Linked DNA regions of Homo sapiens: region 2 is linked to region 1. Evidence: chromatin loops called from intact Hi-C (ENCODE). Cell type or tissue: GM12878. All regions are shown on one strand.

Region 1 (2,500 bases):
ACATATGATTTGCAAATGTTTTCTCCCATTCTGTGGGTTATCATTTCATTTTCTTGATGGTGTCCTTTGAAGCATAAACAAGTTTAATTTTGTTGAAGTCCAACTTATCAATGTTCTATTTTATTGCTTGTGCTTTTGGTGTCACATCTAAGAAATCAGTGCTTAACCCAAGATCATGAAAATTTACTGCTATGTTTTCTTCTAAGGGTTTTACAATTTTAGTTTTTACATTTAGGTCTATGATCCACTTTGAGTTAATTTTTGTGTGTAGTGTCAGTAGGAGCCTGTGAGAGAAAAGATGATATGTTGATCATAATGGCCTGGGGCTGGGCGTGGCGTGGGGTGTGGTGTGGTGTGACAAAGCAGTGGGCATGCCAAGCCCTGTTAGGATGGTCAGCACTAGGCAGAGAGATTGCTGTGAGAGAGCAGAACTGCTACGGTGGGACTTGCAAGTTCCAGAAATGCTTTGAGTACTAATCTGCCCCTTCCTAACCTACCTTTTTTCCACTTTATCTCCATGCTAAATTTGTGTGATTATTTTTATTTCTACTTCACAAGTGAAAAAAACTAAAGCTCTGAGACATCAATTAACTTGGCCAAATTTGCATAGCTAATAAGTAGTAGAGCCAGGACTGACATCCAAGTCATCATATTCTAATTCCTACACATCATGCAAGAAAGCCTGAAGGACAAGAGAGAACTGACCTAATTGAGAGCAGGGATATCATCTGAGACCCTCTTCCCTGACCCCATTTTCTGTCAAAGAAACCCCTGTGCCCCCTGGAATTAGAGGCAGTTATATCTGATTTTGATTTTCCTTATCTTCTAATAATGTCTTAACAGGACTGTCTGTGAAAGAGAGAACAGGGCTCTACAACCTGGGTTTTCCAGCCTCACTACATACTTCCTCTGAGCCTTTGAGGTTTTTGTATAGCTCCCACTGTGCTTTTAACACAGTGTCTCCCAGAAGACAGTAGTACACGGCTGAGTCTGATACCTGGACTGAATATTTCACAATGGGGGAGTTTTTGTCTTTAATATTTCCGCCTCCGAAGTTTTTGCTGTTTTCCATTGTCTCTCTCTGAAGAAGCTGCAGAGGTTTGCTGGGGTATTCCACATACCAGAAAAGGGTAGGGTACCCCGTGGATGTGTATGTGCAGTTCATAGTCACAGATGCTCCCTCCGAGACGGTTATTTGGCCCGTCTGCTTGACTGAATTGCTGCTGGTTCCTCCTGTAGGGGGAAAAAAGTACTGATTTTATGGGTTTGGCCAGAGTTGTTGTATCTTTTGGAGAAGTATTTATTATTTTGAAATAATACAAAAAATTTTAATAAAATGTACTTACCAAACATTAAGATCAGAATTAGAAAGTCCAGAGAGGAGTTCATTGTTAGTGTCTCTGGCCTAGCAGAGGGCATCACTGTTGAAGTGAGGATTCACAGTTGTACTCAGAATTCATGCATAAATTATGATTTCACTGGTGAATAGCACCCCCAAGTGGCAAGTTAATGAACAGGTTATAAGACGTCATCTGCCTCTCAGTGTTCTGCAGTGTGTCCTCACTACTGTCCTCATTCTTAAGAGTCATGTTGGGTGTGAGGTGGTCTTTTTGTGCAAAGGGGACTCACCACACTCCTAAGTCTGTTATCGCTACAACACTTATTCTAAGGGAGAATAATTTCCACTAGAACTTAGACATCACAACATGTCAGTATTTTAGACAGTTGTTTCAATATTTTCAGTTTTTACAAACAACATTGTGATAAATCTATGCTTACATAAACCCTCTTCATACGTCTAATTATTTCCTTAAAACATGGTCCACTGAACACACATTGTGACCAAATGCCGAATGGTGAGATGTTAAAGTCAATATCTGGGGGAAGCTAAAGCTGAATCTGAATATCAAAAAATAGAATTAACTTCAACAATGCAAGAATAAATATGAAATTCTATCTAAAATGTAATTATTATTATAATTGTGTTAACAAAGACTTAGCATTCACATTTCAAAGTTTAGCTTTACAGTAAAAGAGCAGTAACCTCTCAGGACTGTCTATTGTTTGATTGCTCCTGTTATTACCATCTTTCACATTTGCAATATTCTTCACTGAAAACGGTAGTGAATCAAGATATTTTTGGTTCTCTCTTCTAGAAAAGGGTAGTGCTGAGGGTACACTTATTCCTTTTTTATCTGGACTTGAAGATTTATTTGATAATGATGGTGTAATTCAATTGAAGTCATTTTGCAAAGTCTACTTAACTTTGTTCTTTTTTTTTTTTTTTGACTGCTTTTTTTTTCCTGACTGCTCTTTTTTTTTTTCTCTTTTTTTCTTCCTCAGTCCTGGCATAATTTTATCTGGTTTCTCAGAAATGGAAATATTTCTCTTCAAATATGCAATCTTGCACTTAGACTAGAAGTGGCTTGGCTTACAGTTGAGTATTTGCAGTCTTTATTTCTGGTTACATAGTAAATGGCTCAAGACTCATGGTGCCATA
Region 2 (2,500 bases), 160 kb before region 1:
CCAGATGCCAATAGGAAGATGGGTTGGAGAAACTTAGGGCAATACGTCCTTAGTGGGCCACTGAATCTTGAGGCTTTCTCCTATTCCTCAGTGGTGGGGTCACTTGATCATGCATTGTGGCCTCTCATGAACAAGCCTGTTACAATGTTTGGAAGACATAAGAACAAGGGGCTGGAATGCTCACTTCTCATGCTCCTAATGCTCTTAGGGACTTGGGGAGAGCACAGCTGGCTCATGTCTCAGAGGATCACAGGTCTCAGGGGATCACGGAGCTCTAGGACATGCTTGCAGCACTGAAAGCAAATTAAAGATGTCAGTCTTTTTTTTTTAACCATTGATTGATACAACATATCAACAATCTTTTGCTAGATTTTGCAACTTTAAAATTTAGATTTACTCAGCATCTTTTCCCTGAGCAGCATTGATGAGAGTAACACTCTTAGGAACTCTATTCATATGTCTATTTAATAAAAATGGCAACATTTAAATTAAATATGCAACAGCAATACCTGACATTCATAGATCATTTATCTGCTGGGTGTATTGCATGTGTGACCTCACTAAATTTTCCAATAGTCCTGTGAGAAAAGCTATTACTATCTCCATTTTGCAGATGGAGCAATTGAGACTTGGAGAGTTAGGGCATGCTTAAGGTCACACAACTGGTAAAAGCCGGAGCTGATGTGAACCCAAGCAGGCTGGCTCCGGGATCCCACTCTTAGCCATTATACTGCATTGCTGTGCTCAGTGCCTGCCCTTCCTTGGGGGAGGGATGCCTTTCAAGGAATATTGCAAGGACACCAGGGCAAGAGAGTCATGATGATGCTACCCCAAGCAGGACTCAGGTTATGTCTGAACCTTCCATGTAAAGCATTATAGGAGAGGATGTGTCCTTCTGTGTGAAGGTCCATTAAACCCACTTCTCTGTGCTTGGGTATGGTCAGACGTGGGTGAGGTTGGGCAGTTAGAAGAGGAGGAGCAATTTAACTTGAAGATGGTTATGGTCTAGATCAGGAAGGGAACAGTCAGCTCTCATATTAATATCAAGCCCAGACAACATCTTTAGAGCAGGGACAGACACTAAGAGACTGTGGGTGGGGAGTGAGCATAATCCTTGGACTTGGGAGAACCGGAAGCTCTGAAATGGACTTCCGCCAGCAGGGAGCTGGGTCTCGTGGACTGGACCCCTGCCGGCAGGCGGCAGTGCAGGCCTGGGCAGCCAATGCACCGGCAAGGCAGCCCCTGGGCCCTCAACATCCCTCTTCCACATCCAGGGGCCCTGAAGATGCTCATGGTGGGACTCTGGCCTGCCTGGTGCTTACTTTTGGTATTCTGCATGCCTAGCATTGCCAGATAAAACACAGGATGCCCAGTGGAATTTGAATTTCAGATAAACAATGAATACTTTTTTAGTATAAATGTGTTCCAAATATGGCATGTCCCAGCTACCCGTATTACTGAAATTTTTGTTGTTTATTTGAAATGCACATTTAACTGGGTGTCTTGTATTTTTATTTCCTAAATCTAGGTGAATGGTGAGTTTTTAAGTGAAGAAATTGCATTCCTTTTTTTTACACAGATATTTACTGATTGTCTGTGATGCGGTCAACACAAGCCCAGGGGCTGGAGACATATCAGTGAAAAGATAAGCTCCCTGCCCTCATATAGTTTATATTATCGTGTGTGTGTGTGTGTGTGTGTGTGTGTGTGTGTGTGTGTGTGTGTGTGTGTGTAGGGGAGAGGTGAGATGGGAGAGACATAAAATAAACATGTATGAATCTGATGATTTCAGATAGTGATGTGAGGGAAAATAAGAACAGAGATGTAATTGAGGTTGGTTATGGGTGGCATGGGTGACTAATTTAGTTGGAGCTGAGAACTGTGAAAAATTGGAGACAGAGTTTCAGGTAGCTAGAAAAGAGAGACATAGAAAGGACGAGAAGGAAGGCCACTGCAGCTGAAGGGAAGAAAGAGAAGGAGCAGATGTGAGGTGAGGCTGGGGAGGAAGCAAGGGCCAGATCGTTTGCAGATGTTACAGGCCTGGGAAGGAGGTCCAGCTGTCATCATCTGATGTACATTTTATGAAGAACTGGAGAATGGATTGTCCAGGGACAAGAGCAGAAGCAAGGGGGCCAGTTAGTGGGTTATTGAAGCAGTCCCTGTAAGAGATGATGGTGTTTATAGAAGGTGGTTGCAGTGGAGATGGAAGAAGTAGATGGATTGGAGATATATTTTCATGGTAGAACTGACAGGTCTTACTGATGAAGTGGATGTAGGGAAAAAGGGAAATGAAGGACCTTCTAGAAATACTCCTAGGAACACTCCTGCATTTTGGGGAGTGAGTTAGTCAGTGTTCTGTTTTTCACAGCAGTGCCTCCCAACTGTTGTCATATTGATGGCTTACATGGAAAACTGTATTTGTAGTGCTCCTGACTGGGAGGGGCTGGCTCAGGGGCTCCAGCCACCCCAGGTACATGGGCACTCTGAACACTATCTCAGC

The links. A loop is a pair of places that touch in the nucleus more often than their neighbours do. Peaks named below come from ENCODE experiments on the same cell type or tissue, not always from the same donor. Only the 100,000 strongest peaks of a DNase experiment are listed, where the experiment ranks them.
Region 2: a loop joins it to region 1, with 8 times the contacts of the local background. A loop is called at or near these places in 39 of 110 quality-filtered maps.

What each region holds. Positions count from the first base shown.
Region 1 is chr14:22,313,379-22,315,878 of GRCh38, reverse strand. It overlaps TRA and TRAV40. Among named protein-coding and RNA genes, the nearest start is that of TRD-AS1, 170 kb to the left of the region's middle. In GM12878, a CTCF peak has its summit at 1,500 (motif pointing left); a DNase peak (open chromatin) is centred at 1,478.
Region 2 is chr14:22,470,400-22,472,899 of GRCh38, reverse strand. All of the region lies in intron 2 of TRD-AS1 (TRD antisense RNA 1), which reads left to right. It also overlaps TRA. Among named protein-coding and RNA genes, the nearest start is that of TRD-AS1, 11 kb to the left of the region's middle. RefSeq lists enhancers at 706-1,205, 1,027-1,321, 1,206-1,707. In GM12878, a CTCF peak has its summit at 1,191 (motif pointing right); no DNase peak of the experiment used is centred here; H3K27ac peaks cover 289 bases.